4 separate regions of the Homo sapiens genome follow, and all the other regions are linked to region 2. Evidence: chromatin loops called from intact Hi-C (ENCODE). Cell type or tissue: Calu3. All regions are shown on one strand. Links, peaks and the distances in the headings refer to the core of each region. The heading gives the core; the rest is flanking DNA.

Region 1 (8,363 bases), core at 1,426-6,425, 140 kb before region 2:
ATTTAACCTAAGATTTAACTCTATGTTCCTCTTGTGTCTCCAAATGGAGAAAGTAATTGGACTTCACTGATTGTCTGCATACACACTACTATAATGTAGTGGTAATAAAGATCTGAGATGCATCTCAGATTACTGTTTTGGAACTTACCTAATTCAACTGTTGAAGAATTTCTAACATTTAGAAAAGACGGCCAAACTATTTTCGGTTGATTTTCCAAAAATCAAGCTAAGGAAATACAGTATTATCCCTATCATCAGTTAACTATCTGTTTTCTGTGCTATAGAGAAAAAGAATACACGTAAATTATTACTGACTGAATTTATAACAAAGTACTTTCAAAGAAAATAAGTCCAATTAAGGTCCAGCCTGCAAACTACTAAGGTCTTTTTAAACATGTTAACACATGATATTAAGAGATGGGAAGATTCTGTATAAAGGTTATGTGATATATTTCCAAACAACTACAACTTATAGTATGGAGGAAATACTTTTCTGTTTCCAGTACATCAGTCTGCTTTTTGTATTTTTTAAAATTCAACACTTCACGTGTTGACCCCAAACCCTGGAATACTTAAAGAAGCCAAGAATGAAAACATAATTTCCTACTCTGTAATCCACTTGACCAGCCCATTTCCAGATTTTCAAAGGTGTGTAAACAAGTGCAGCACTAGAGGTCTCTGTTATAAATAACTTTTCAGAATTCTTCCATGTTGGTTGAAACATTGGGAGTTGCTGGATTCGAATCTTGAGAAATGGCTGCAACTGTGACAATTCTTGGGGAGCCAAGCACCTCTGTAACAGATGAGTCCAGTTCTCCCGAGGTAACAATGGCAAGAGCTGTCCCACCACCTTTTTTATTCTGGTGCGTTTTGACATGTTTGGAGAGATGATCACTCCGCATAAACCTTTTAGAACATTCCGGGCATTCAAATCTCTTTTCACCTACATAGAAAAACAGTAAATGGCGTTATACACATTTTGCTTAAGTGAAATTATAATTTTTAATAATCTCCCTTCTGGTCACATTATATGACTTTTTGTACAGTTTCACTAGTTGCAAAATGCTTTGTTTTATTTAAAAACGTTATCAAATACACAATGCAAAGAGAAAGACCATGTGATTGAGACGAAAAGACCTGAAGTTTAAGTCCTGCTTCTGCTATGAACTGGAAATAAAAGCTGGAGCAAGTAAATAGCCACTGGAACTCTCAGTTTTCCCATCTACAAAGCAAGAGGGTTTTTAGCAGACAATTTAAAATATCTCTATCAGATGTAACAAATATATATAATGTTCAAGGCTCATGTCCACTCTTCTTCAAAACTGCTAACCTGGGTTTTAGTTTTAATCTTGGAGGCATGAAATATCTTGGAACTATTTCAAATAAACTAAGTTAATAATTTAATAGCATACTGAGTTCTTTACAAGGCAAAAATGGGAGGCAGGCACATGCTACATTCAGAATTTAATAAAGTTTTTAGGTTTCATAAGATAACAGTTTCTGTTGTCCAAAGCAATTCTTAAATATGTTTTCTTCAAAATATAAGATAGTTTTACTGGACCGACTTCTTTGTTTTGGAATAAAAGCTAGTTTAATGTTAACTAAAAACAAAAAGGCCTTTTTGTTTTTGTGTATAATAAATGAGGCATATCAAAATTTGGTTAACTGGTTTATCCTGATGTGCACAATGAATAACTGTTAGCCGTAGATCTTCCCTCTAAAATTGTTACTTAAGGGACTGAAATGTTGTTTTCCCAGTCTGATAAAACTTGGGTAATAAGTGATAGGGTTTGGCTCTGTGTCCTCATCCAAATCTCATCTTGAATTGTGCTCCCATAATTCCCACATGTTGTGGGAGGGACCCAGTGGGAGATAACTGAATAATGGGGGTGGGTTCCCCATACTGTTCTTGAGAATAAGCCTCACAAGATACGATAGTTTTATCAGGGATTTCTGCTTTTGTGTCTTCCTTATTCTCTCTTTGCCTGCCACCATCCACACGAGATGTGATTTGCTCCTCTTTGCCCTCCACCATGATTGTGAGGCCTCCCCAGCCATGTGGAACTGTAAGTCCAATTAAACCTCTTTCTTTTGTAAATTGCCCAGTCTAGGTATGTCTTTATCAGCAGCATGAAAACAGACTAATATAATGAGAAAATTCAATTTGGATAATTTCTTTTCTTGGCCCTGCTTTTGACTTACCAATAAAAAAAATCTATAGGCTCAAGTTGGTCCACGTCAGATATTCTCTCTTTTTCTTTACATTCTCTTTTTCTTTACGTGTGTGCTTTTACTTTTGAGTAAACTTTGAAAAAACCATTAGTCTTCCTTATTATTGTTACAAACAAATATTAAAACTTACAGGAGCACTGCACTCAATACAATATTGTATTAAACATCCATCTGAAGTAACACAAAGAAGATGCACCTCCATGTCATACCACACACCAAGATACATGCTACAAAGATTTAAAACCAAGTATTAAAAAAAAAGGAAAATATTTCTATAACCTAGAGTTTGAAGGTACTTTAAAAAGTACAACAGGTTATTTAGAAACTATAAAAGAGAGAATAGACAAATCTGACTACACAAAAATAAAATACTTTGTATGACTTAAGATTCCATAAAGTTAAAGGAGAGAAAAAAAAGGTCAACAGAAGCATAAAAACAGTGTGATAAAATTTAACACATTTTGATAAGAGCTCTTGGCAAACCAGGAATAAAAATTTATTTCTTTTACCTGCTATACCCCTACATATAATTAATGGAGAAACTTCTGAACTATTACTTTATACATCAGGAACAAGATAAGAATGCTATTATATATATCATTACTATTTTCAACATAATATGAAACATTCTGACGAAGCCAACATATAAGACAGTAAAATGAACTGAGGTACAATCACTGGAAGAAAAAAATTGAAATAGATTATTATTTACAGTTATTACTATTTACATAAATAATCTGAGAAAATAAACAATTAGAATAAATTTGTCGTGGCCAGATTCACAATCAATCGATAATAAGCAACACCATCCATTAATTATATAAATCAACATGTAATGCAAATGTTGAGGCTACAGTGAGCCACTGCACTCTAGCCTGGATGACAGAGCACGGCCTTGTCTCAAAAAAAAAAAAAAAAAAAAAAAGTGTGTAGACAAGGCCCTGACCCCAGGTCAAACACAAACTCTATGCCAAGCCACAGTTGGCAAGCCTGGTCTTGGTATCTTATTCCAGGGTCTAGCTAGGTTCTGACAGGAGGAACCTGGGATTTCTCTGTACAAAGGTGGAGGCAGTGGCCTACTTAAAAAAACAAACAAACTGTATTTAGGCTGGGCGCGGTGGCTCACACCTGTAATCCCAGCACTTTAGGAGGCTGAGGTGGGTGGACCCTGAGGTCAGGAGTTTGAGACCAGCCTGGCCAACATGGTGAAACCCTGTCTCTACTAAAAATACAAAAAAAGTAGCTGGGCGTGGTGATGCACGCCTGTAATCCCAGCTACTTGGGAGGCTGAGGCAGGAGAATCGCTTGAACCAGGCGGGGTGGAGGTTGCAGTGAGATTTGGATGCTAGGAAATAAATTACCTGCTGTAACTGCCCCGGGTGTGCCTGCCTACCAGACACTCCATCTTGCAAGACCACCATTAAAAGTCTCGCTTCCATTGTTTGTGTCTCCAAGTCCATTCTTTGGGTTTGGACAGGTGAATCTGTGTTTCTCACAAACCTGGGGGCCTGTCTGGGATCTCTGTGCCTGCATGGAGTGGGACTCCAGCCGAGAGGGCAGAGGTGTCCCACCCGATTTGGGTGGCCCACTCTGTCCGGGCATCCTGGCTCCCCACAGAAGCCACAGACAAACCTGAGACTGTTATTCAGGAGGCAGCAGAGGCGACACAGGGAGAAAAGCAGGCACTGCAGCAACCAGGCAACCTCGTGCAGAAGCCAAGGGAGGAAAATTGGACTGTAAGTACTGTCTTGGTGGTTGGGCATTTTCAGAGGTTGAGTGTGTGTGACTGAGATGTACCCTAGATATGAAGCAAGTGCAGAGTCCCAATCCATGGTTCCGTTCTCCCGTGAGGAGAATGGACAAAGAATGGCCAGAGAATGGATGAAGTGATTCCATGGGTGTGCAAGAAACCTCCAGTAGGGGGTGCTGAGAACACAGGGAAAAGCTCAGACACAGACTGACCAAAAATGGGAAACAGAAATTCTAGGCCTAGGGGACAAGGGAAAGAGGGAGCCAAAGAGACTCCCTCTGACATTTACCAGCATAGTCCTATGGCCTAAGTTTGGCTCAGATAAAAATTAGGTGTGCCAAGCTTTAATTCTCTATGTGAATAATAAAACCCCAACCTCACAAGAGACAGGTTATGCTCTCTGCTGGATCAAGGAATTAGCCCCATATTCCCACTTAAAGAAGAAGAAAAAGAGCCTAGTAAAAATCCCTCACCCAGGGAAAAGCCCTGGGACCCTATCATCCATGCCCCTCCATACATCTCACAAAATAGGGGACAGGAAAATCAAGGGGCAGCAGGAGGGTTAGAGGAGGAAAGACCTGGACACCATGGCGGAGCCAAACCAACTGCTCCTCTAAATCCTTATCCAAATTTAAGAAAAGAACACTGTAAGAGGGATATTGAGAACTTCCCTATTCCTTCCACACAGCAGGCACCTAGCATGTTCCCTCTTAGGGGAGTTCCCATGGGACAGGGAGAGACTGGCTTTGTAAATGCTCCTCTTGCAAGTATTGAAATTAGGAATTTCAGGAAAAAAATGAAACCACTCCTAGAAGATCCACTCGGTTTAGCAGACCATCTGGACCAATTCCTAGGATACAGCTCTTACACCTGGGCTGAAATGATGTCCATCAAGAATATCCTATTCATAGGAAGAGAAAGGGGAATGATCAGGAGAGTGGACATGACCATCTGGGAGAGGCAACACCCTCCCAGGCAAGAAGTCTCACCAGCCAAACAAAAATTTCCAAATGTTAATCCTGAATGGGATAATAATGATCCCAGGGACTGCGCCCAAATGTAGGATCTCCAGGAACTAATAATTAAAGGGATCAAGGAGTCCACTCGTAGGACATAGGACACATTCACGATTCAACAAGAAAAAGAGGAAACTCCTTCTGCATTCCTATATAGGCTCAGAGATCAGATGAGAAAATGCTCCGGATTAGATCTAGAGGACCCAGTAGGGCAATGCCTTTTGAAGGTTAACTTTGTAATTAAGAGCTGGCCTGACATTACCAAAAAATTACAAAAGATTGATGGATGGAAAGAGAAACCAACTGAGGATTTACTGAGGCAAACTCAGAGGGTCTTTGTAAGGAGAAAGGAAGAGAAGCAGAAACAAAAAGCAAAAATCATGGTTTCCACTGTGGAAGAGGTAGTCAGAAAAGACTTACATCAAGATCCCCCACTTAGGAGACAAGGGAATTATAGATTTCAACACAAAGAAAGAAGGGAAATGCAGGGAAAAGGTCCTAAGACTATGAGTGGATGTTACAAGTGTGGAAAGACAGGGCATTTGAAGAGAGGATGTCCTAAATGGAAAAAAGAAAAGGTGATACCCCTCATGACTATTGATGAAGACTAGTCGGGGGCAGGAGCACCTTCTGAGTAGATCCCACCAGGAACCCTTAATAAATTTGAAGGTGGGACCTGAGGGAGAAGTGACATTTTTGGTTGATACTGGGGCAGCTCACTCCTCCCTAATTCACCAACCAAGGGCTACAGAACTCTCTAAGGAAAAATTGAAAGTATCAGGGGTAAAAGGGGAGGGATTTCAGGTTCCAATATTTAAGAAAATTTTAATTACATCAGGAGCAAAACAAATTGAGGCGTCACTTGTTCCTGAAGTAGGAACTAACCTCCTGTGTCGAGACCTGATTGTGAGATTGGGTTTAGGATTAGGAATAGAGGAAGGACAAATAAAAGTAATGATGGGCCTCCTGACAGAGGAGGAGGAAAGAAAAATTAAATCCCCTTGTGAGGGTTAGGGAAGGCAACAGAGGGTTAAAAATCACACCCTTACAGATTAACCTAAAACAACCAGAAGTAGTTTGCAGAGAACAATATCCCATTTCCACTGAAGGGAGAAAAGGTCTCCAACTGGTAATAGAGGGATTGATTAACGATGGACAATTAAAACCCTGCATGTTACAATACTCCAATTCTCCCAAAGAGCCTGATGGGTTGTATAGATTGCTACAAGATCTAAGGGCTATAAATCAAACTGTCCAGACCTACCACCCTGTGGTGACTAAACACTACACCCTCTTTAGTAAGATACCCTATGAACGTAAGTGGTTCAATGTGGTGGATCCAAATGATGCATTCTGGGCATGTCCCCTAGACTTTAGGATTAGGGAACCTCTTTGCCTTTGAATGGGAAGATGCTATAACTAGGAGAAAACAACAGTACCCCTGGACTGTGCTGCCACAAGGTTTCACAGAAGCCCCAAACGTATTTGGTCAAATCTTAGAAAAAGTCCTGGAGGAATTTCAACCTTCCAGGGGAACCCAGTTGTTACAATACATAGATAATCTTTTAATTTCTGGGGAGAGGAGGACCGAGGTATCAGAAACCACCACAAGCTTAATTTCCTAGGAGAAAGGGGATTGCGAGTATCTAAGAACAAACTGCAGTTTGCAGAAAAAGAAGTTAAATATTTAGGACACCTGATTAGTGAAGGGATGTGAAGAATAAACCCAGAGAGAATACTGGGAATAGTGGGTCTGCCTTTGCCTAAGACAAAAAGAGAACTCCAAAAATTTTTAGATTTAACTGGCTACTATAGGTTATGGATTGACTCATATGATCAAAAGACAAAGACTCTATATATCAAGTTACTAAAAGAAGAACCCAATCCCTTGCAATTGTCCTCAAAGGAAATTCAGGTGGTAAAAGAGCTAAAGCGGGCCCTCATTACAGCCCCGGTCCTGGTCCTCTCATCTTTAGAGAAACCATTCCATCTGTTGGTAACAGTGGATCACCCTTGGGGTGCTCACTCAAACCTGGGGAGGGAAGAGGGAATCTGTTGCTTTTGCCTCCAAGCTTCTCGATCCTGTCTCTCAGGGGTGGCCCAAATACGTGCAAGCAGTGCTGCCACAGCCCTGCTGGTAGGAGAGTAGAAAGCTAACCTTTGTTGGGGCCCTAATAGTAAGCGCTCCACACCAGGTCAGGAATATATTAAACCAAAAGCCGGGAGATAGTTTGAACACGTTCTTCATAAAATATGAAGCCATATTATTAAGAAAAAAAATTATTTGCTTGTAACAACAAATATTTGCCTAAATGCAGCCAGTTTCCTATGGAAAGGAGAGGAGATCAAAGACATCAGACCAGAACTGCTTAGATATCATAGAATAACAAACCAAAGTAGGACCAAACCTTAGGGAAGCTCCACTACATGATGGGATAAGGCTCTTTGTGGATGAGTTGTGACGAACGAGAGATGGCAATGCTGTCACTGATGGAGATAAACACTCCCTATGTGAGAAAGGTAGATTACCTAATGGCTGGTCAGCCCAAATCTGTAAATTATATGGTCTTAACCCGGCCATAAAGCTCCTTAAAGCCAAAGAAGGCACTATATATACTGATTCTAAATATGCTTAATGGGTTGGAACACACTTTTGAAAAAATCTGGACAGAGCAGGGTCTAATAAATAGCAGGGGAAAATAATTGGTACCTGGGGAACTGGTCAAACAGGTTTTAGAAAGCCTCCTCCTTCCAGCAGAGGTAGCCATAGTTCATGTAAATGGTCATCAGAAAGGGAACACTATAGAAGCTACAGGAAACAGGCTTGCAGATGAAGCTGCTAAGCAAGCCTCCCTGGACGAAGAAATTAGACTATGTAGCCTGCTCCCAAACATCCCTAAGCTAGTATTAAGGCCCCAGTTTACCAGAGAGGAGGAGGAAGAATTAGACAGGACAGGGGTCACTCAGACTGAAGATGGCAAATGGGTACTTCCTGAAATAAGTAAACCCCTAATGAGAAAACTAGTATCTACATTACACAAATGGAGTCAATGGGGACCCCAGGCTTTGTGTGATACAATACTTAGGAATTATGGGTGTATAGGGATTTATACCCTTGCTAAACAAGCATGTGGAAATTGTGTTAACTTGTCAAAAGATAAACAAAAAGGTGATTAGAAAACAGGAAGACCTCCGGAGTAAGACCACTTCAAAGCATTCAAGTAGATTTCACAGAAATGCCCAAAGTAGGAAGACTAAAGTATTTACTGGTGATGGTAGATTACCTTTCAGGCTGGGTAGAAGCCTTTCCCCTTCCAACAGCCACTGCTGGGAATGTGGTCAAAATAATATTAAAACAGATTCAC
Region 2 (8,363 bases), core at 1,621-6,620:
TGAGGCTATACTCATTGCCAAACTTCCCTGACAAGCTTTTTGCCCTTACTTATTGTTGTGCTGATATCCGGTGTCAGAGCGTTGTAGATTGTGCTGGAAACACTATGTAATTACATGGGCTTTCTGATCTCAAAGTTACCTCACCTATTTCATCACTATACTTTTCTAACAAGGGAACGGAAACCCAAGATATAAGACATCAGTGGGAAATTGGCACCATGGATATTGGAGAGCCAGTGGCACTATATTAAACTTCAAAATGAAAGAAGGAGCCTGATGGCAAATTCACTTGCTTCCACTTTTGAAGGTCAACGAGTCACATCCCGAAAACTAGAGTGATTCTTCAAGTGATCTGTAAATACTTCACGTGTTTAGAAATGAGTGTTGTAACCTAATCATTTTGGTGATTATAAATTCTCAGACACCTGCTGTCTGTCTTCCCCCTCACACCTGAGGACCTGCACAATGTAGAGAGACTACAATAGATATATGGCTAAAGTAGACAACGTGCTACTTCTGCATTTTCGTATTAGTAAACATTTTAACACATTTTTTCATATATGCAAATTAAAATTATTTAAATAAAATGCGGTTTCAAATACAAATCTATCTTTTTATTTGAAAACAATATTTGCCCTTACAAAGTCCAATAAGTTGTTTTCAACCAATTCGTGTTTTATTGATAGAAGAGTCAAGTGTTAAAAGAAAAAAAGTGAGAATGGCATTAAAAATTTAAAACAATCTATTTTTGTTATATCAAATAAAATTGTTGAGGCTCTTTGATGTCTGCATTTTTGAAATTTCTAAAATCAATGTCTTTTGCACTTTGCCATGCAAAGACTCATTAGAAAAATTAGAGAAAAAATAAAAACACGAAGAATTATTGAAGTGTGCAAGTCATATGATTTTAGTCTTTTAAGCAGGTATTGAAGGTGCTTTAAAAATGTTGGATGATTAGTAAATAATACTAATAATAGATTTTTTTTTCCCTTTAGGTAAAAATCCTTTTGGAAGCCCAGGCGTGGTGACTCACGCCTGTAATCCTAGCACTTTGTGAGGCCGAGGCGGGTGGATCACCTGAGGTTAGGAGTTCGAGATGGTGAAACCTCATCTCTATTAAAAATATAAAAATTAGCCGGGCATGGTGGCGGGTGTTTGTAATCCCAGTTACTCGGGAGGCTAAGGCAGGAGAATTGCTTGAATCCAGAAGGCAGAGGTTGCAGTGAGCTGAGATTGCGCTGTTGCACTCCAGCCTGTGTGACAAGAGCAAAACTCCATCTCAAAAAAAAAAAAAAAATCCTTTAGAAATTAATAGCTTTGTTAGAGCTTTGTTTTCTCAGATTAATAAAAATAATTTTCATTTCATTAAAGATACAGAATTTATTACCACTGTGGTTTCAGCTCCATCAAAGGTAGCTTACGTTGGCCAACTCTTTGGTCATCAATTTTGGTGCACTAGATTCAAGTTAATAGTAAAGAAGGAATTCTATTTTTTTTTTAATTTAAAAGACAGGGTTTCACTCTCACCCAGGCAACACAGTGGTGCAATAATAGCTCACTGTAACCTTTAACTCATAAGGTTGAGCTTAAAGGAACCTCTGGCCTCAGCCTCGCAAGTAGCTAGGACTATAGGCATGCACCACTGCAGCCAGCTAATTTTTTTTTTCTTTTTTTTTTTTTTGAGACAAGGTCTGGCTCTGTCACCCAGGCTGGAGTGCAGTGGTACAATCCTGGCTCACTGCAGCCTCGACCTCCTGGGCTCAAGCCTCCCACCTTAGCCCCCCGAGGAGCTGGGACTAAAAGTGTGTGCCACCACACCTGGCTAATATTTTTTTTGGTAGAGATGAGGTTTCGCCATGTTGCCTAGTCTGGTTTTGTACTCCTGGGCTCCAGTGATCCTCCCACCTTGGCCTCCCAAACTGTTGGGATTACAGGAACAAGCCACTGCACCTGGTCAAAAATTTTTGATGTTTTGTAGAGATGAGGTCTTGCTATGTTGCCCAGGCTGCTCTCAAACTCCGAGCTTCAAGTGATGCTCCTGCCCAAAGTGCTGAGGTTACAGGAGTAAGCCACCACGCCCAGTCTGATTCTAATTGTTAAGAGGTTTTAATAGACTGATTTGACCCCCTTAAAGTTATCTTCCAATAATAATGTTAATAATTTGTATTTTCAAAATATTCATTTTAAAATAGGTTTCCTTTTAAAATGTGAACATTTCTGTTTGCCTGAGTTTCTATTTTGAGGAATCAGGTTTGACCTGAAAGCTTGAGCACTGGCCAGTCTTTGGAAGATGATTTATGATCAATTGACCTAATCAGTCAAAGCAGAGAGATGAGTCAAGGCTGAGGGTTCAACTTGTACAAGAGCCAAAACCTTCACATAGAGAAAAGCTCTTGACATCCATGGTTGACAGGTGCACTCTTAACACCAGCACTCTAATCTGTGCTACTGGCCATTGACAAACAAAAGTGAAGCCTTTTTAGACCCCCACCAGAAAACGTGGAAACCAGCCCATCTGTCCTGAAATGTTTTTGTATCACTATGGCCATTTTGAAAGCACAGAACGGCATACTCTTATATTTATAATTCTAGATCTGCATCTGCTGAAGCTATGAGCTCCAGAATGAACAACCTTTAGACAGAACTGTAACCCTCAATGAGTGCAGATGGTTTTCTTTTCCGCTGCACACAAAACAACATTTTGGCTGCACAGGTTAATCAAGAAATGAAATGAGGAGCAGCAATAGCAACAACAACAGCAACTACAAAGATGTATGAGGCAAAGGAAGAAGTATAGTGAGAAGGACAAGAAAGTTTACATCAGGGGTCTGCAAGCTATTGCACTTAGGCCGACTGCCTGTTTTTATAAATACGTTTTCTTTAAAAACTGTAGTTAAATATACATAACTTAAAATTTATCATTTTAACCATTTTTAAGTGTGTAGTTCAGTGGCATTAAGTACATTCATAGGGGTATGCAACCATTACCACTACTCACCTCCAGAACTTTTTGTTGTTGTTGAGATGGTGTCTCACTCTGTCGCCCAGGCTGCAGTGCAGTGGTGCAATCTCGGCTCGCCGCAACCTCTGCCTCCTGGGTTCAAACGATTCTCCAGCTTCAACTTCCTGAGCAGCTGGGATTATGGGCGTCTGCCACCATGCCTGAATAATTTTTGTATTTTTAGTAGAGACGAGGTTTCACCATGTTGGCCAGGCTGGTCTCGTAACTCCTTACCTCAGGTGATCCACCCGCCTTGGTATCCCAAAGTATTGAGATTACAGGCGTGAGCCTCCATGCCTGGCCTCAGAACTTTTTCATTATCCCAGTCAGAAACTCTGGGCCCATTAAACACTCACTCCCCATTTCCCTCTCTTTCCAGCCTCTGGCAACCACCATTCTACTTTCCATCTCTGTGAATTTGCCAAATCTAGATACCTCATATAAATGGAATGATACGATATTTGTCCTTTTGTGTCTAGCTTATTCCACTTAGCATAATGTTTTAAGATTCATCCATGTTGTAGCCTGTGTAAATAAAGTTTTATTGGAACACAGCCAGGCCCATTTGTTTACATAATGTCCATGGCGACTTTCACATTACGGTGGCAGGGTTGAGTAGTTATGATAGAGTTGTGATGACTGACAAGACCAGAGATATTTACTCACTGACCCTTTACAGAAAAAAAACTAAGTCCTTGGTTTAGATTAAAGAACCATAAAGTACCTCCTTGTTTTTTAAAAACTCCTTTATAGTGTTACTTGCCTATGGCAATTTTGGCTTATTTCTCAGCCTGATAAATAGGATTAATGAACTGTTTATCACACTGTTGTCATTAGTAAAGAGCCTCAAATGTCAAGATTTAAAATTCTTTCCGCAGGTCTGGTTACAGTGAAAGAGGGCTCATTTTCACATTTCACTGATACACATTTTACATAATGAGGACTGATCAGTGAGAGCTGATTAGTGAATCTTGGTGCAGAAAGTTCTAAAGCATGATGGACAGTTGCAGAATCTAAAAATGTCTCTTTTTCTTTGCCTTTGTCCTCTGTAATTGTGAATTTGTATGAAACAGCATAATGTGTATGCAATATTTGTAATGATAAAAAGTGTGCATTTTTGCTTGAAAGTCTAAAATATCATCTTCTACCTGAACTATTAGGTATAGTTTCTTATTTTATTGCATTGTATTAAAATTTTTTTAGGACTCTCCTAATTAGCACTACTAAATTATTTGTGGACAAGTACAAAGAAGTCTGAGAAGAACATTTTTTTTCTCTGTATTCAAAGCAACTGGGAAGGAAATGTATGTTGTAGTTGCAAAATACAGATGAAATGGCAGATAATGCTATTTCCCATGAGGTCAGGTTTCAATGATTCATCCTCTGTTAACAAAACGTAATGTGCTTGGGCAAACATTCCAGATAAGACAGCACCTGGTTTTATCATACATGATAAAAATGAAAAGGTCTGAGGGACACTTTATGGAAACCATCGAGGTAATAATAACAAAACTGTAATAGCAAACATTTCTGTGGTGTTGACTTTGTGCCAGGCACTGTTCCAAGAATTTTGCGTATATTAACTCATTTGATCCTTATGGCAAGTTTATGAAATAGGAACTTTTATTATCTCTCTTTACAAAAGAGGTATTTGAGGTATAGAAATGAATAGCTCTATTTTCACTGTTAGGTTGGGAGTGGGGGATGGATGTTGACCAACTGCGGCAATTATTGTGTTTCAGTGGTCACTTTCTCTATTCAGACACCCAGAAGACACAGTTCATCTAGCGAGGAGCACTCTGACTTCAGTGAGGGGTTGGTGCCCTTCTCTCATCCTCAGGCTCCCTATTCCTGTGTCAGTGCCTCAACGGTTGTCTCCATTCACTTTAAAATGTGTCTTCATGACAAAGACTCTGATTCCTACCTTTGCCTCAACTTTTGCCATTTTTTCTTCTCTTCCACCCACTTGCATGTACTTCAATGTAGTCCTATCAAACAACTTGGAATTCTTGAAATGTCTTTCCTGCATGAGTTCAAATCCACCTTTTCCTAGTTATGCTGTGCAACCTTGAACAAATTACTCAACTTTTTTTTTACTTTTAAAAACTGTGATAAAATACACATAACAAAAAACAAGATTGTACATCCATCACCACTATCTAGTTCCAGAATATTTTCACCACTGCAAAAGGAAACCCTGTACCTATTAAGCAACCACTTTCTATTCCTTGTCCCTCCAGTTCCTGGCAACCAATAATCTGGATTTTTGTTGTTGTTGTTGTTGTTTTTCTGGATACAGGGTCTTGCTCTGTTGCCCAGGCTGGAGTGCAGTGGTGCAATCACGGCTGACTGCAGACTTGAACTCCTAGACCCAAGGAATCCTCCTACCTCAGCTGGGATTACAGGTGCATGTCACCACACCTGGCTAATTTTCTTTAAAAAATTTCATTTGTGGGGATGGGGTCTTGCTATGTTGACCAGGCTGGTTTTGAACTCCTGGCCTTAAGCCTCCCAAAGTGCTGGAATTATAAGCATAAGCCATTGTGTCTGGCCCAGTATGTTTTCTGTCTTTATAGATTTCACAGCTTTGAATATTTCATATATATGGCATCATACCATATGTGGTCTTTTGTGTCTGGTTTCTTTCACTTAGTATAATTTCTTTTTCACTACAAAACGGCAACCACAGAGCATAATGTTTTTAAGATTCATCCATGTCATAGCATGTATCAGTACTTAGTTCTTTTTCACAACTGAATAAAATTCCACTGTATGGACATACCACATTTTGATCATCCATTCATCAGCTGATAGGCATTTGAGTTGTTTCCAGCTTTTGGCTGTTATGGATAGTGTTGCTATTAATATTCCATGCAAGTTTTTGTTTGAACACTTGTTTTCAGTTCTTTTGGGTATATACTCAAGATGAGAATTACTGAGTCATATGGTAATTCTATGTTTAACTTATTGAGTAACCGCCAAACTATTTCTCACAGTGGCTGCAGCATTTAACACTCCCAGCAAAAATGTACAAGTGTTCCAATTTCTCCACATCTTTGCCAACACTTGCTATATTCTATTTTTTAAAATTATAACCATCTGAGTGGATGTAAAGTGGTAGCTCATTATGGTTCCTCAATATTTTTAAGCCTTTGAATCTACATTTGCAATGATGATGCAAATAGCACTTAATTCATACAATTGTATGAGGAATAAATGCAATCATATATGTTGGGGGCTTGGGCTAGTGCTCTGTAAATGTAAGGTCTCTTATTATTCTTTTTTACCATTGCTGCTGGGCCTATGTTATCTCTCCTGGAAAAGACAGTACTCTGGGGTCAGATGTTTGGGCTCGAAATCTGATTCTACATTTGCCAGCTGCATGGCCTCAAGCAAGTTATTTAATTTCTGTGTGCGGCAGTATCCTTGTCTATAATGTGTTCTAGCAGTACCTATATTGCCTGGTTGTTTTGAAGACTATGAGTTACTGTATGTAAAGAACAGTACCTGGCTCATAGGAGACACTTTAAGTGTTAACTATTATTACTTCCTCCTTCTATTTCCCAGGATAATTCCTGCTCAATCTCCAGATTGCAGCTTTGATCTCTTTCCTGAGGAAGCTTCCTTTGTCAAACCCCCTAACCTCTATACCCAGCCCCCTGCAAGGTTAAGTTGGCTGTCCCTCCTATTTACTTACTGAGTCACTTAGATTGCTGTCTGTCTCTTGTCTTTTTGCACCTTTGTTTGCTCACTATCTAGCAAACTACCTGGCCTATAGTACTCTCAATTATTATTAGTTAAATAAATAAATGGGGCCAGGTGCTGTGGCTCACGCCTGTAATCCCAGCACTTTGGGAGGCCGAGGCGTGCGGATCACGAGGTCAGGAGATCGAGACCATCCTGGCTAACACGGTGAAACCCGTTTCTACTAACGATGCAAAAAAATTAGCTGGGTGTGGTGGCGGGCACCTGTAGTCCGAGCTACCCGGGAGGCTGAAGCAGGAGAATGCCATGAACCCAGTAGGTGGAGCTTGCAGTGAGCCAAGATCACGGCACTGCACTCCAGCCTGGGCAACAGAGTGAGACTCCATCTCAAAATAAATAAATAAATAAATAAATACATGTTAATCAATGATATATATGGTGGTGGATTCATTCATTCATTACCATACTGTACTCAAGGTATAATGTTGGGATAAAATGTGCATTGAGTGTGGCTAGATATAATATGCTTTAAATATTGACTGCAGGGTCTCTTTGTGTAGAAAAAGTCAGAAAATAATTGTTAACAAACAGAACTCTTGATGAAGATTATCTACATCCAGGAAATAAACCCATAAGATACTTATTTTAAAAGGGCCCTTGAGATACTACATATCTAAAACTTCTGAGGTTAGAAAAACTGCAAAGATAATTTCTATATTATAATCATTATCCATGGTTAAGTAACAAAGAATGACAGAAGAGGAGAGAAAAGGGTTTTTTTGGTTGTTGAAATAATGATTTTTGAGCTGTATACATATTATTTTGATTAGGTGGGTAGGGGTATATATTACATGGCATAAAGTATGGAAACTTTTACACTGACTTTTATTAGAGAATGGGACAGATAGTGCAAATAACAGTTATTAAGGATAGCACATTAAAAACAATTTTAAAGTAAATATAAAACAAAATTCAGCTATTGGCCGGGCGCAGTGCCTCACATCTATAATCCCAACACTTTCAGAGGCCAAGGTGGACTAACAGCTTGAGCCCAGGAGTTCAAGACCAGCCTGGGCAACATGGCAAAATACCATCTCTACTGAAAATACGAAAAATTGGCCGGACGTGCGGCTGTAGTTCCAGCTACTCAAGAGGTTGAAGTAGGATAATCACCTGAGCCCAATAAGTTGAGGCTGCAGTGAGCCGTGATTGCACCAGTGCACTCCAGCCTAAATGACAGAACAAGAACTCATCTCAAAGAAAAAAAAAAGTCTAGCTATTTAAGTTTATAGATTTAGCTAGCTTGAATTTATGTAGTATAGTTGCCTGAATCATTTAGTGACTATATTAAAATCTAATTGTTAGAGAAAAGTGACTGTATTTTTACTTAATGTTTATTAAATTTATTGCAGGTACATAAAATGTACATTTTATGATTTCTTTAGTATTTATATAGTTTTGATTAGATATGATCTTTGTTTTCTAAGATTTCACAACGAAAATTTTTAACTGTGGTGACTACTGCTTGGAATTAGGAAGTTCATGAGTAAATTTTAAGTGTCTGTTCTGCGTGATCCTATAGGGAATTCACATTTTTGATGAGAGAGCAAGAGTAATGGAATTCAAGTGAAATGAGAGTTCCAGAAACTAAATATTA
Region 3 (8,363 bases), core at 1,504-6,503, 100 kb after region 2:
TGTGTACATGTAAGGGTGGGTACCTGTCTTTAGCAAGCTGGATCTTTGGAAACAAAAAACAAATAAACATGGAGGAATTTCCTAAGCATTCAAAGATGACCCAAAATAATTTCCACTGTTGCTATTTTCAATTATTGCTACTCATTGTAGGATGATCAACCACACTGGTTTTCCTGAGACTGTCCCAGTTTTAGCACACAAAAAATGCCATGACCCAGGATGTCCCACTATTTGTAGGCAAGCCACTCAAGTTTTTCTGTGCAGACCCAGTACTGGTAGTTCTAGCTCCCCAGTTAACTGCTTTTTAGTTTATAGCAGTTCACTTTAGGTATTGAGGCCTGTAAATTAGATAAACTACACTACTAACGTGTTCTCTCCCTGAGAATAGGAGATTGCACCAATGGCCACAAATCATTCCCCGCTGTCTATCCACACCCTTTTGAAATGTGATTTGCAGCAATTTCTATCAATAAATAGACTCTACTTCCCATACTAATTCTGGGCTTTGCCAGAGAATTTGCTTTGGCCAATGGGACAATAGCAAAGGTAACTCAAGAAGAGGCTTTTGGGCATCTTTCTGCTATTATGTGAATTATGGGCAGCCATGCCAACCCACAGAATCATGACAAATAATAACTGTTTGAAGTTTTTGTTTGTTTGAGACAGAGTCTCACTCTGTCACCCAGGCTGAAGTGCAGTGATATAATCATGGCTCACTGCAGCCTTGAACTCCTGGGCTCAAGTGATCCTCCTGCCTCGGCCTCCCAAAGCACTAGGATTGCAGGCATGAGCCACTGCACCTGGCCCTGTTCGTAGTTTTAAGCCACTAAGTTTTGAGATGACTTGTTATAAAATGAAAAGTAACTGATTGATTCATTGAAGTCTTTGACAACTACTCAGGTGCCAAAGGAACTGGATTTTTCTGTCTGGGTCTGAATTTCTTAATTCATAGAATGGTATGATTTGTATATTATAGAATGATATATAAATAAAATCCATATAAAGCTGAAGCACCCTCTAATGCAATTTAAATAAGGAGTCACATTCAAAGATATAATGGTAAAGCAAACAAATAAGCAAACAAATAAATAGATAAAATTAAAATCAACTAAAATATTTTATGAAATTTATGGAGAAAATGTCAAAGGGGAATTACATTAGTGTGCACTATAAAACTTTTTCAAATCCTCTAGCCTGTTTTTGTCTCTTAATGTCTCCCATATATGCCACCTGCCCTGACATCTCTCTTCTTTATTCTAAGATCTCCATAATTTTTTTCACCCTATGCCCATGCCCATAACTGTTTGAATTTATTTATTTCCCCGCTTCTTTCTAGAGTAACTCCCTGCCTTTTCTAATATAAATTATCAAGCAGGCAAGTACACCCCTATACTTTTCAACTTGCCCATTTCCCTGAAACGAGTATCAGTTGGCATCAGAAACACAGTTGGAAAGATAGAATAATACTTTTAGAAGTGTGTGTGGGGAAGTGAGGGGTGGAACTATGAGCTATGAGAAGTCTGTGAATAGTCACATAAATATATAAAGACACCAGTAAAAATATGCTTCAGTTTAAACAAAGTGGCTGAGATGTTATGGCAAATTGGTTTTAAAACTTTCCGAAAAAAATAGTAATATAGAACTAAGGCCAGGTGTGGTGGCTCATACTTGTAATCCCAGCACTTTGGGAGGCTGAGGCAGGCAGATCAATTGAGGCCAGGAGTTTGAGACCAGCTTGGGAAACACATGGTGAAACTCCATCTCTACAAAATACAGAAATTAGCCAGGAATGGTGGTATGTGCCTGTAGTCCCAGCTGTTTGGGAGGCTGAGGAGGGAGGATAGCTTGTACCCAGGAAGTTGAGGCTGCAGTTTGTGGAGTTTGTGCCTCTGTACTCCAGCTTGGGTGACAGAGTGAGACCCCTGTCTCAGAAAACAAAAAACAAAAAACAAAAACAACTAAAATTCCAGGTGATCTCAGCTAAATATAGGAATTACTGGTAGTTGTAGAATGGGGTGGGAGAGTAGGTTATGACATAAGTCTTGATATCGATAGAGAAACACATTTACATTGTTTTGTTTAAAATCTAAGGAAAAATACTAGAGTAGCAGATGAATAAATATAACTTCTTAGCTAACAGAATGGGAAAAATCTAAGATAATTCAATTAATCCAGTTAGAGACAGAAAATACTTCAACTGGAATAACTTTAAGCTCATCAATCAATTTTTTTTTTTTTTTTGAGACAAAGTCTCACTCTGTCACCCAGACTGGAGTGCATTGGCATGATCTCCTCTCACTGCAACCTCTGCCTCCCCGGTTCAAGCAATTATCCTGCCTCAGCCTCCTGAGTAGCTGGGACTACAGGCGTGTGCCACCACACCCGGCTAATTTTTGTATTTTTAGTAGAGATGGGGTTTCACCATGTTGGCCAGGCTGGTCTTGAACTCTAGACCTCAGGTGATCCACCCGCCTCGGCCTCCCAAGGTGCTGGGATTACAGGCGTGAGCCACCATGCCCAGCTGGTCATCAATCAATTTGGGATGAATTATCTTCATATTATTTGGGCTTTTATGGAGACAAATTTTTTAAATCTTCAGAGAAATACTTTGTAATTTATTTATTATGATTTATGCACATTTTTTTAGCATTTATTCCAGGTGTGTTTTTACACATTGCTATGATTATAAGCATAATTAATCTTAGCTTTTGTATTTTTAACATTTTTATACTTATTTAAAATAGTGGTTGACTGTGCAGATTCATCTATCACTTTTAGTGAAATTCTTAATGATTATGAGAGATTTTTATGGGCTTTCTAAGTATATAATTTTGTTCATGAAAAATAATGATAATTCCCCTCCTTCCAATGTTTATTCCTCTTATTTCTAATCTTATTTTGAGAACTAGCCAGAATATTCTGAAAACTGTTATTTAATATTTATGATGGGACAATCTTTTCTTTATCTTTTTGAATTTTAATGGAAACGCCTTTGGTGTTTCACCATCAGACATGATGTTGGCTCTTGGCTAAAGAGAGATATACTTATTAAGAAATTAGCCCTTTTTGGCCAAAATTTTAAAGAATTTTAAAATATTAGTCAACATTGAGTGTAGAATTTTAAGCTACTCTTTAAAGCAACCAAAATAGGTTTGAAATATATTTTAATATAACTTGAATGTGTCCAATTAAATTAAAACCCTTTTATAAGTAGTACACAGTTTAATTTTCTATAACACGTAGAAAATTTATAATAAACTGCAATGTGCAGGTACTACAGGAAGTTTTCGCTCCACTCTTTTATTTAAGCTTAAGTAATAACTCAAATTCATGCTTTTTAATATTATGCTTATTCGATTAGTTTTGAATTTCTGTCACAATTTTTTTCCCTGTATGTTACAATACATCACAGTTGATTAATGCAGAAAGCTCTGACAGATATTTTAGTGGGTTGATTTGTACCTCTTAATGTTTGAAATTTATATATTTGGTTGACAGCCTGGCTAAGGCAATAAAATACTGAGAAGTAAAAATACAAGCTCATTCTTAGTTAACATATGTTTTCTGTATCAGCATCATAAAATTCCACATTTGCAAATTTTGTTCATATGCTGAAGTTTTATTGGAAGTAAGAAACTGTTGTCATATGGATTTCTCTGAGTTAAAAAGTGAAACTCTAAAGACCTAGTTTTCTGCACAGCAGTATACAAATTCGGCTAAACAGTTTTCTTACAATTATGTAAAAATAACAAACTAGGCTTAGAGGGAAACAGACTGAAAGGAAATGTACCAAAATGTGTTTCCTTTCTCTCATGTCTCAGCCTAGGGGTACTATCCTCCCGGCAGTCTCTGTTGACGCTCTAACTGGATTGGGCGCCCCTCCTATGTGCTTCTGGCCCCTTCTTCCTCTGTCACACTGTGGTAGTGGTGCATGGCAGGCCATCTCCCCCAGGTACTGTCAGTTCTAGGAGTGAAGGGACTGCTTTGTGCATGTCCTCATCATCTGTCTATTGCTCAGTTAACATCTGCATGGGGAATAGATTCATGAATGAATGAATGTGTGGATGTTTGGGTGTTACACTATGGACATTCACAAAACATTAATAGCTCAAAATTTGTGTTTCTATTTTCCAAATTCCCTTTAACATACACATTTTACAATGTTTGGTTTTCACGTGAACGACAACGTCAAAGGCAAGCATCAGAATAGCAGAATATGTTGAAAAGAGACTTGTTTTTTTCTTTCTGAGATGCAATTTTTATCCCAGTACCACCAGCCATGAGGGTGGTATATTGAGTATTTCCTGCTTTCTGCTCTGGTGGGACCACACTGCCTGGCCCTCTTGTGGTGGGGTAGGATAAGGCCATGTTACTTGTTCTTACAAGAGAGATGTAGGAGGTAATAATAGCACATGTCACTTCCAGGTCAAAGTATTGCTGGTGTGAGCCCCTCCAGAGTTTACTTCCCCTTAGCCACAGTGACCAGAATATTCCAGATATTGCTGTCAGCCAGGTCTCAGCGTGAGAACCACATGAATGAGAGTTCCCTGTCAAATGGAGATGGATGTGTTCTGTGAGCGAGCAGTTAACCTTTGTAATGTAAAGTCACTGAGATCTGGGGAGTGCCTGTTACTGAATGATAAGTTAGCTTTTCCCAATTGGTACTGTGTGGCAAACTTTTCTTCCTTATGCCTTATTCAGAGATAGTCGCTGAGTTCTACAAACTAGTAAACTAAGCACAGAAAAATTAACTCTCTCTCTAAAGATGGAATACAGTATAAATGCTGAAAGATTAAAAAAGGAAGTACTTCTGCTTTGCAACCCCAGTACCAAGTTGGAATGCCTTGTAGGCTTATGTCCTGAGGCTTTCATTTTTCTTTCCCTCCGAGCCAGTTAGACCAACGATGTTACCTAATTGGTTAGTAATTAGATGCAGTTCTTGACTGTGACATTTGGGGTCTTTTGAACATTTTCTATTTAAGTCCAGTGGTTGCAATATCGGGAAAAAAAAAAAAAAAACAGAATGTGGCCAATCATATTACCTCAGGGTTTGTTTTTTTTTTTTAGCCCTAAATGTCAGTAGCTAGATTGATACATATCACTTTCTGAAGTACAGGCTGTAAAACTAGGAGTTATAAATGTCAGTTTTGATGTGTGTTTTAGTGGCTTCAAACATCCCCAGTGGAGGAAACAAGCAGGCTGTTACTATGGAAGTTCCTTGTATTACACAGGGACCTACCAGGACTGGCAGTAATTGGTAACACTTGGAAAATCTATGGGGAAAGCAGTTCCCAGATCACTGAAAAAATCCTGGGCTTAAAATCAGAAGATCTGGGTCTGAGGATCAGCTATTTCATTCTGTGTGTTACGCTACTTTATGAGCATCTTTGAGAGCTTGGGGAAATCTCTTTACCTACACCTCAGCTGCCTCATCTGTTAAATACCAGGCAAAAGGCGTTCTCATGAAAAGTGCATGAGATGATGTGGAAACTCAGAACTACCTAGACTCAACGGAATTAACTTCACTCCTAAGGTTGGGTCCATGGATCATGTACCTGACCAGGAATGATAGCAGATGTAGATGCTACAGACAGACCTCTTGGCTAAATCACGACTAGACAATCCCAAAGGGTAAATATCAAACAGGGGCCATTTTTCATTTTTGGTGTTGGTTCAGGGATCTCTCTCAAAAATAAATGGTGGCCAGACATAATGGCTGACGCCTGTAATCTCAGCATTTTGGGAGGCCAAGGTGGGAGGATTGCTTGAGCCTAGGAGTTTGAGACCAGCTTGGGCAACATAGAGAAACCTCATCTCCATGTCAAAAAAAAAAAAAAAAAAATTAGGTAGGCATGATGGCATACACCTGTAGTCTCAGCTATCTGGGAGGCTGAGGTAGGAGCATCACCTGAGCCCAGGGAGGTTGAGGCTGCAGTGAGCCATGATCTTGCCACTGCACTCCAGCCTGGGGGACAGAGTAAGACCTTGTATCAAAATAAAATAAAATAAAAGGAAAGGAAACTGTCCATCACATAAGTGGCTTACACATCGGTATATGTGGCCATGCCTCAGCCCATGTGCTCTAGTGATTTCTGCCACTCTGGGCAATAAGGGCAAATTTGCATCCACGCCTTTGGTCTTTGAGGGGGAATGGCTCACAGTCTTCCTGGTTTGGGAACCTGCAGATAATAAGGAGGCCTGCCCACCGCAGAAGCATTTGCACAGTGTGAATGCCTGGAAGCATGGTGCTAATGTTTTAGCCAATTCCTCTGGCTCTTCCTCACCATCCCATGCTTGGAGTCTCATCAGTCAGCTCTCATCTCAAATTCTGACATTCACTAAGTTGGGCCAACTAAGAGGGGTGCTTAAATTTGGAGCAGAAATCATTTTGAGGAATAAATTTGGAATTAGCATCTTGGTACTGGCTCCAATTAAACAGTCCCTGAGCACAAGTGATGGAGCATGAGTCCAGAGTATGTTTTTCAAATCTTCATAATTTAGTATTTATAGGTATTCCTAGACATTTTGTAGGAAAAAGAAGACTGACCAGCAAGGGATTATAGTTTGCTTTGCCCTCTGTTAGACTTCCTTCTCTCAGGGCTTTATTTTATTGGGTTGCAAAAAATCTGTCCCAATAAATATTTGTTTGATCTTTTAAATTTGCTTTCCAAAAATTTCCATTCAAATATAGCCAAGAAAAAGATTCATTTAGGGTTTTCTTCATATGTGTGTATCAAGATAAAGATAATATAACCTGGAATCCTCAAAGTTCTTAGACACAGAAGTCTAGCATTAAAATTTGAGTTTGTCTTTTTTTTTTTTTTTTTTTTTTTGAGACTGATTCTCGCTCTGTTGCCCAGGCTGGAGTGCAGTGGCACAATCTCAGCTCACTGCAGCCTCTGCTTCCCTGGTTCAAGCGATTCTTCTGCCTCAGCCTCCCAAGTAGCTAGGATTATAGGCCCCCACCACCACACCCAGCTAATTGTTGTATTTTTGGTAGAGACAGGGTTTCACCATGTTGGCTAGGCTGGTCTTAAACTCCTGACCTCAAGTGATCCACCCACCTTGGCCTCCCAAAGGAGTTTGTCTTTTATAGCAATGTAGGATCTGCTATTTTCTCTCCCTTTGACCTTGAGGTCCTCATTCAAGCAAGGGGGCATTTCTCTCTGACATTTATTAAGAATTTACTATTTGCCAGGTACATGCGTATCTATGCTATTTGAGACTACCAAATAGCTCTGTGAGGTAGATATTTTATCCTCATTTTACTGATAAGAAAAATGTGGCTTGGGTGGACTAAGTCATGCCTAAGGTCACTTGGTTGATACATAGCACAGTTTAGGTTTGGATTCTGGGCATGTCACTCCTGAGTTAGTTGCTGTGTCTCAGTGGCAGTGATAAGATAGGTTCAGGAGTCCTGAAAAGTGGATCTGGGTAAATTTTAGGAAAACATGGAGAGGGAGAAGGGAGTTCTAAAAAGATAATGGGATCAGCAAAGTTGAGATAGTTTGAGGTATATTTACATGTGAGAGGACACAAGCAACTAGTTTGGATACCGGAGTTGTTCTTTCTGGAAATTGCTCTTTCCAGAAACATGGAACTACGCACCAATGAAGAAGGTTGGTAAGTCCATACAGCAGAATCTAACATAGCCCTTAAAAAGCCAAGAGATTAACATGTGGGGTCTGTGTGTTGGCCACTAGTTAATCTCTTTTCTCTTCTAAAAAAATGGGGGAAATAATAGTACCTACTTCATAGGGATGTTGTGGAAATTAATGGAACAACTCATGCAAAATGCATAGAAAGGTGCCTAGCACATGGTAAGCACTCAGTAGATGTGAGCTGTTATTATCTACACATACTGACATGAAAAGATGTCCATGATATCTTTTATATCCATGTGAATAGAGGAGGCTGTGAAACAGCAGAAAGAGTGTGATTCCACTTTTGTAAGTATGTATATGTGTATAGGAAATATCTGGAAGCATACATATCTTAATGTTAGCAGTGTTAATCTCTGTGTTTATAAGATCATTCTTTTCTTTTTTAACTTTTATTTTAGGTTTGGGGGTACATGTGAAGGTTTTTTACATAGGTAAAGTCGTGTCATGGGGGTTTGCTATACAGGTTATTTCATCACTCAGGTATTAAGTGCAGTACCCAATAGTTATCTTTTCTGCTCCTCTCCTTCCTCCCCCTTTCCATTCTCAAGTAGACCCAACAACAGAGTCTTGAGTAGACTCAACAATAGTGTCTGTTGTTTCCTTCTTTGTGTTCATGAGTTCTCATCATTGAACTCCCACTTATATGTGAGAATATCTGGTATTTGATTTTCTGTTCCTGCACTAGTTTGCCAAGGATAA
Region 4 (8,363 bases), core at 2,193-7,192, 61 kb after region 2:
TAACTCTTGGTCTCATGTCTCAGTCTTAAAACTCTCAATAATGAGTAACCATATCTTGATCCCTCATCTCCAGTTCCAGAAATGTTCTCCACATTTCATGACAAATCTGTTTCATTAATGAAATGATTTTCCAAGCAGAGAAGATTAAGAAATTAATATGGAGATAATAGAATAGAGTGTGACACTTAGGTATTAAAGTCAAAAGGATCGACGTTGTTATAATTTGAAAATGTTTTAAAAGTCTTATGCATTTTCAGCAGAAAGGTGTAAGAAAATGTTATTAAGCATACAAATAGTACCCAAATGTTTGAGACAACTTAAAATTTTTATTTGTAAATTTAGCTTATTTATAAGAGGAAGATTTGCTTAAGTTTGTAACTTTGCCTTATCAGATATTTGCAGTACTTAAAAAGAAAGTGTTCTGGTGAAACCTCACCTCTACCAAAAATGCAAAAATTAGCTGGGCACAGTGGCGTGCACCTGTAGTCCCAGCTACTCTAGAGGCTAAAGCAGGAGAAGTGCTTGAGCCTGGGAAGCGGAGGTTGCAGTGAGCTGAGCTTGAGCCATTGTACTCCAGCCTGGGTAACAGAGCCAGACCCTGTCTCAAAAATAATGAAATAAAATAAATAAAAAATAAGAAAAAAGAAAATGTTCAGACTAAATATAGTTAAAAATCTTTAGCTAATTTAATTAACAAAGCTTATAAATGGATCGATTATGTAATGGGATTTTGCTCTATTCAACTTGAGTTAATCAAACATTGACCAACGATCAAGTGAAAGTAAGTTTACACAATTTTTTACATATAATTTTTATATTTGATCACATATATAACTAGTGAGACTAAGACTTTTAGAAGAATAGGATTTAGCCAAGGTGGTTATGTGACCAAATTAGAGTTTCTTTTTTTCAATGGCAGTGACCAGACAGTGCAACCTTGGAACATTGTCACCATGTTTTTAACTTTCGGAAGAGAGAGGCAAGGATCAGGAGAGTTAACAGCCTGTGCTCTGGAGATAGATTGCATAGAGCCAGTTTAATGACATTGAGCAAGTCCACTGATTTCTCTACACTTCAGTGTCTATATCTATAAAATGAAAGCAATAATGATCCCTGCTTCATGAGATTATTGTGATGATCTAATGGACCAAGGCTCTCAAAGTATTTAGTAAAATGTCTGCGTATAGTAAGCACTAGCTGAAGTTTACTTGTTATTAGTAAAGAAAATAGGCCAGGCATGATGCTCACACCTATAATCCTAGCTAATGCCAGCCCCAGCAGCACTTTGGGAGGCTGAGGCAGGAGGATGGCTTAAGGCTAGGAGTTCGAGACTGGCTTGGACAACATAGCAAAACCCATCTCTACCAAAAAAAAAAAAAAGTGCTCTTTCATGTGTCTTATGGAAATTTCATATTAACCATAGCTCTGAATTCCGAAAGGTATAAAAAGGAATACATCAGAATCTTAAGGGAGTAAACTAAAGTACTAACCCAACAATAGAATGTTTGTTTTCCAGAGGAGGTTAAGGCAGGGGTCAGATGTTCAAGATGTCTTTCAATTTAGATATTGCATGTACTGTGATGTAACATCCTGTCTGCTATCTTCTTCATATCCTTAAATTTGAGACAGCAGATTACATGAATCCTAATCCTTACTGTCCTACTTTCTAGCTATGTGACATTTATGGGTTAAATTGCGTCCCCTCAAAAAGATATATTCAAGTCCTAACCCCCATTTTTTTAGAATGTGACCTTATTTGGGGATATGGTAGTTGTAGATATAATTAGGTAAGATGAAGCCATACTGGAGTAGGTTGGGGTTTTAATCCAATATGATTGGTATCCTTACAAGAAGATGATCATGAAAAGACACAGAGACACATAAGCAGAAAACCATGAGAAGACATTAGGTTGGAACAAGGAGGAGTGGAGTGATGCATATACAGCCAGGGAACATCTGGGGTTACCAGGAACTAGGAAGAGGCAAAGAAGGATTCCCCTACAGCAGAGGTCCCCAACCCCCAGGCCACAGACCAGAGCATGAACCCCATTGTGAACAATGCATGTGAGGAATCTAGGTTGCACACTCCTTATGAAAATCTAATGCCTGATGATCTGTTACTGTTTCCCATCAACTGCAGATGGGACCATCTAGTTGCAGGAAAGCAAGCTAAGGAATCCCATTGATTCTACATTATGGTGAGTTGTATAATTATTATATATTACACTGTAATAATAATAGAAATAAAGTGTACAATAAATGTAATGAACTTGAATCATCCTGAAACCATCCCTCCACCATCTGGTCCATGGAAAAATTGGATCCACAAAATGACTTGCTGGTGCCAAGAAGGTTGGAAACCACTCCCCTACAAGTTTCAGAGAAGTATGGCACTACTGACACCTTGATTTTGGATTTCCAGCACCCAGAACTTTGAGACAATAAGTTTCTGTTGTCTTAAGCACCCAGTTTGTGGAACTGGGTGCTTAAAAGGAAAACTAATACTAGGAAATGAATACAGTGACCTTGATCAATTAGTTCACTGTGCCTCAGTTTTCTCATGTTTAAAATGGGAATAATAAGTCTGCCTATGTCATAAGGTTGAATGATTATATGAAGTAACCAATGTAAGCAGTGAATATATTCGTTATTTTTCCAGAACTGGATGTTTAATGATTGTCGGCTTACAAAAACACTGACATGAAGGTCAGACTATATTTCTGAGTATCAGCCTAGTACCAACAGCTCTTAGAAGCATTTGTTATCACCTGAGGGATTCGTCTTGCTTGCTGCACAGACAAAACCAATTCACTGAGACTGGTGTTGGAGTAAAGAAAGAGTTTAAATAATGCAGTGCTGGCCAAATGGAATGATTGGAGTTATTACTCAAATCAGTTGCTCTTTGAACTCAGGTGTTAGGAGTTTTATGGGTAATTTTGGTGGATGGGGGCTAGGGAACAGGTGCTACTGATTGGCTGGGAGTGAAATTATGGGGGTGTGGAAAGTGGTCCTTGAGTGTTGAGTCAGCATCTGGGTGAGGGGCCACAGGGCCATTTGAGTCATAAGTCACAGGTCTAGGTAGGGTCAGTTTCCAGAATGCAACAGTCTGAAAAAAAATCTGAAAAGCTCAATCTTAGTTTCTGCAATAGTGATGCTGCTAACTATGGGAGCAATTGGGGAAGTCAGAAAAGTTGTGATCTCTAGACACGACTCCTGAGCAGTAAGGGATTATAGAAACAATGCCTATATCTTTGAAGAATTCAGGCTCCTCCTGTAATCCTAATCTCTGTCCTTTCATTAGTTGTACAGAGGTGGTCTCTAAACAAGGAGGGGAGCAGTTTTAGTGAGGGACTATTATCCTTGCTTTAAAAATTAAACTAAATTCCTCCCATGGTTAGTTCAGCCTATGCTCAGGAATGAGTGAAGACAGCCAGCTTGTGAGGCTAGAGAAACATGGAGTCAGCCATGCTAGACTTCTCTTGCTGTCACAATGTTTGCAAAGGTGGTGTCACTGTCAAAACAACATTGAAAATAATAGAGTAGAATCCTGTGATTATGTGAATCAGGATATTTTGTAATTGGTTATTGACTTTCATTTTCTGTCCAGCTTGCATTCTCAAATCAGGGTGGATAAAGCAGGAAACTCAATTTTGGGAAATGGCAGAAAAAAGGAAAGACTTGTAGATACAGTATTTTTCTTCCTCAGTCTCCCCAATCACACATGTGAATTGAGAACCAGCCAATGAGGAGATTCTTGGAACTGCTGCTTGAGTCCTGGAAGTCCCAGGGAGCCATGGAAGCCAGAATTTTCCTGTTGATATTTAGGTCAGATCAGACCACTAGGTTAGTGGCACCAGTATAAGTGGCACCAAATGACAGCTGGGGCCAGTACGGTGTTGATTCATACAGCTGGACCCCAACAACTAAGGATTTGCTATGTGGGCAGTTCTGCCTGGTTATTCTCTTGGAATAAGGTACCTCTGGATTTTATACAATTTGAACTTTTGGACTCCTCTTGTCATTTAATGTTTAGCAAAAATCCACCAGTTTATTAAAAACCTTGAATATTTTCAGTGTGTTAATCATTTTATCAAATGAGTGTTTGGAAATACCTTGTGTGAGTCATTTAGTTGATACCTTTGTATTTCAAAACAGAAACCAATTATGCAGCTTAGTGATATGAATACCAGTATGTGTGCAGTTCTTTTCTTTAAATATCAATAGATATGCATATTGCACTCAAAATTAGAAAGATTGACATGGGACTTTTTTTTTCCCCAAGGAAAATGAAATGCAAATAAATGGTCCATTAGCACACAGATTAGTGCTTCTGATTCATGCAGCGTTTCCACCTGCTTAGATATTGTGCTCTCTGAGATGAATCATCCAGTTATTTGATAGATTTCCTTTCCCTCCCCAAACTTTCCTGGCTGTTTGGACATAACAAGATCTAGGCTTAAAGGGAAACGTTTGACTTGGAACTTAATTCTTAAGGAGCAAATTAGCTAGATTATATGTTGCTAAAATAAGACAAATTAAGAGTGACTTGGATCTCCACCCAAGTGGCAGAATTAGAGGAAGGATAAATAAGTGATCAGCTACTCTAATTTCTGGAAGCAGGAACCATAAATGATTAGATGGAGACAATCTAATCAGTGAGGAGGTCTCTGTACCTCTCCCTAATGCTCTCAGATCCCTTTTATTTTCCAGAGTCATACAGATTAAAGGCACTTAGCACAAACTCAGGAGTTCTAATTTTAGCCATGTGATTGGTATTAGAATCCTGAAGACTGAGAATCTATTCTCACATGGTTGACAAATTGAAAGGATCAGCAAAATAAATCACTAGCAACTGAAAACATGTGTGCGTAAGTGAGGGCCTGGAATCTCATTGATCGCATTCCTCATAGAAGGCTCCATTTGTTGAACTTCACATTCTTGCATTCTACTAACACATAAAGTGGTGTGCAAATGACATTTCACAGTAATACCGAGGGCTTGATCCTTTCCTTTGATATCCTTTGAGCAAAAGGACATTCTCTAAGATTCACTGAGACACAAGTGGGCGAGGGCAAGACTAACCCCTGGCAGGGCTGCTGCTTCTAGCCTGCCAAACGATAAGTCAGAATGTTTAGAAAGGCATTTGAAAAGAAACATTGAGGATCATTTTGTAGTTTGATGCAGTACTTGACTTTTTACTTATCCCTACATTGTGGTGATTAGTTGTTGTACTAGCAGAGCAAGACAATGGTACATTCTTTAAACTAGAAGTTCACATACACATGCATATTTCCAATAGCACATGTGATTCTTCTTAAAACCCAGAGTCTAAATATGTTCCAATTGACATTATGGTCTTTACACAAAGGGAACATCTGGTTATCTATATACAGTGTGGGAGGCACCTTCACTCAGATATGTATTAAAATTTTTAATTTTTTAATTCAATAGCTTTAGGAATACGGGTGATTTTTGGTTGCATGGATAAACTATATAGTGGTGAAGTCTGGGATTTTAGTGCACCCATCACCTGAATAGTACACATTGTACCCAATGAGTAGTTTTTCTTCCCTCATCCTCCTCCCACCCCTCCCCATTTTGGGTCTCTGATGTCCATTATATCATACTATAGGTGTTTGCATAGCCATATTAGCTCAGATATTTAAAAATTTCATGATTTGGAAAAGCAATGTGAAGCTTGAACATTATGAAATTGCTAATATCAATTGTATTTGACCTAAAAAATGGTAATACACATGGTTCAAACAAATATGGTTCCAAAGTTGGGAGTGGAGAGAGAGATTCATTTGCTGTTTTTTCTTTTTCATTCTGAGAACATATAAGCAAAGTGAATGAAATGTTCAGTTTGGTTCAGGAACACATTTTTGATTCTAAACATGAAGTTGTTCAATCTCCCTACCTTAATTAAAACTATTTAATAAACTTTATTCTGTTTTAGATGTATTTCTAATTCCTACCTAAATAAACCAGAAACCTAATTTATGCTACTTGCTGTGGCATGATCACTGCTCACTGCAACCTCTGCCTCCCAAGCTCAAGCCACCCTCCCATTTCAGCCTCCTGAGTAGCTGGGACTACAGGCATGCACCTCCATGCCTGGCTAACATTTAAAAGTTTTTGTAGAGATGGGGTTTCGTCATGGTGCCCAGGTTGGTCTCCAGCTGCTGAGGTCAAGCGATCTGCCTGCCTTGGCCTCTGGAAGTGCTGGGATTACAGGCATGAGCCACCATATGTGGCCTGCCTTTTTAATCTTAGGTCATCTTTCTCTTTGGTTTTAGAGGCTCTGAATACACTCAAGGAAGGTGAACCAATATGTTTGAAAAGAAATATTCTGCTTACATCTACATACTGAAGTAACCTATTTAAATTGATCACAGATTAAAGGGGAAGAAAAGCCAGATTATTTGTGCTTTTCTCTCTGTGGTCCTTCTGCCATTACAGAATGTAGGAATGTGTACCTTTCTCATCTCTTTGAACACAGCAAATGCCCAGTGGGTTAGCCACAAAAAAAGAGGCAGGCTTTCCTTAGTGTCATTTTGCTAAAGGAATTGCAGAAATCTTCTGGGAGGTGACATGCTTTGGGGTTAACACCCACATTAATAATAAAAGATGGCATCTGCTATTTAAAGGACTCCTGTTAAGGATACATTTCTGGATTAAAAATTAAATTCCATCTAATCTTTCAGTTAGCTCCATTCCCCCCAGAGACTGTCTCCAGTAAAAAAGCATTTGATTTACTAAAGCTGTATAGCATTTTCTTGCTGACAGCTAAAATTAGGACTTTCTGGGCAGAGTGAGGGGAAGCCAGCAGGAGAGAAAAAAAAGGAGATGAAATTTCAGTTGCCCTTTGGGAACTTGTTCAAGTTTGTTGTAGTCTAACAGACTTTTTTATTTTTACTTTGTCTTTCTTCTTAAGTCAACTGGAATCAGAATTTGTGGTTTTTTTAGTATTATTGTTTTGAAGCAAACTAATTTCCACGTGTCTCTTTGTGACAAATAGAGAATATATTTATGGGAATATTCGCTTTGGAATTTTCAATTGGAGCACTGGGAAAAAACCTGAAAGTTTAACTGGGTTGATGGTTTTGCTTTCCGTATAATTTCAAAAAAAAAGTATTCATTTTTTATTTTGGCCTTCTTTATGGGCTTTTCTTTTCAGTTTGTACCTGTTGAGGGTATTTTACAGCATGGAATGGTTGTAAGTATGATTTAGCCATATGAAGGACAGTAGATATTCGCTATAGTAGTAATTGGATTTTTCTACTTACACAATAATATTAATTCAATGATTTTAAAGCACACTCTAGCTAGTTTTGTTTACAAGTACTAGTGTCTATTTTAATGATGACAGAAAACAATGGAGAAGTTAGACATCTTCCCTAGGGTTTCAAGTACAATCATTGATTGTTACAGAAATGCAATTTGAAAGGCAAATGATTCTAAAAGGCTGTATGCTCTCAAATATACTCAGAAAATAATAGGATTCAAAGGCTTTTAAATGTTGTATGGTAAAAGTCCAGATGGAGTCAGCATTTCAATTTCTTCTACAATATCCTGGTCTAGTGTTTGTCTTACTGTTACTGATACATTTGCTTTCGGGGCAGCCTACTCCATATAGTGAACCAAAACACAAAAGACAAAAGCATTGCAATCACGTACACAAATAACTGCACAAGTGATGGGAAGCCAGTTTTCCGATACATAATCTGCATAGACAGCTGGAGGAGGAGTTTCACACTGGAGGTAGGTTCACTGGATGATGATGATTATTTTTTGTAAAGTACACAGAACATAAAATTGACATTTTAACCATTTTTAAGTGTATAGTTCAGTGGTGTTAAGTACATTCACGTTGTTGTGCAACCCTCACCACCATCCAACTCCAGAACTTTTCATTATTCCAAACTGAAACTCAGTACCCATTGAAGAGTAACTCTCCATTCTCTCACCCCTAGCCCCTGGCAAGTACCATTCCACTTTCTGTCTCTGAATTTGACTACTGTAGGTACCTCATATAAGTGGGATCATACAGTATTTGTCTTTTTGTGATTGGCTTATTTTGTGTAGCATAATGTCTTCAAGATTCATTTATATTGCAGTATATGTCAGAATTGTATTCGTTTTTCAGACTAAATAATATTCCATTGTATGTATATACCACATTTTGTTTACCCATTCATCTGTTGATGAACAGTTAGGTTGCTTCCATGTTTTAGCTCTTGTGAATAAAGCTGACTGGGTGCGGTGGCTCATGCCTATAAAACAACACTTTGGGATGCCAAGGCAGGCAGATTACTTTATAGCCTAGGAGTTGGAAACCAGCCTGGGCAACACAGCGAAAC

The links. Peaks named below come from ENCODE experiments on the same cell type or tissue, not always from the same donor. Only the 100,000 strongest peaks of a DNase experiment are listed, where the experiment ranks them.
Region 1: it touches region 2 in a loop (1.9-fold over the local background); 2 of 110 quality-filtered maps call a loop at or near these places.
Region 3: a loop joins it to region 2, with 3 times the contacts of the local background. A loop is called at or near these places in 5 of 110 quality-filtered maps.
Region 4: a loop joins it to region 2, with 5 times the contacts of the local background. A loop is called at or near these places in 5 of 110 quality-filtered maps.

Annotation. Positions count from the first base shown.
Region 1 is chr7:21,503,602-21,511,964 of GRCh38, reverse strand. It overlaps SP4 (Sp4 transcription factor), which reads right to left. Exons shown (of 6, transcript NM_003112.5): 6 at 1-943. The coding sequence ends at 696. Among named protein-coding and RNA genes, the nearest start is that of DNAH11, 35 kb to the left of the region's middle. In Calu3, for the core only: a CTCF peak has its summit at 4,165 (motif pointing right); a DNase peak (open chromatin) is centred at 4,154.
Region 2 is chr7:21,362,485-21,370,847 of GRCh38, reverse strand. No RefSeq gene overlaps it. Among named protein-coding and RNA genes, the nearest start is that of SP4, 61 kb to the left of the region's middle. RefSeq lists a silencer at 2,250-2,450 and an enhancer at 5,509-5,598. In Calu3, for the core only: no CTCF peak of the experiment used is centred there; a DNase peak (open chromatin) is centred at 4,537.
Region 3 is chr7:21,257,917-21,266,279 of GRCh38, reverse strand. No RefSeq gene overlaps it. Among named protein-coding and RNA genes, the nearest start is that of SP4, 170 kb to the left of the region's middle. RefSeq lists an enhancer at 4,239-4,964. In Calu3, for the core only: a CTCF peak has its summit at 4,348; a DNase peak (open chromatin) is centred at 4,349.
Region 4 is chr7:21,301,561-21,309,923 of GRCh38, reverse strand. No RefSeq gene overlaps it. Among named protein-coding and RNA genes, the nearest start is that of SP4, 120 kb to the left of the region's middle. In Calu3, for the core only: no CTCF peak of the experiment used is centred there; no DNase peak of the experiment used is centred there.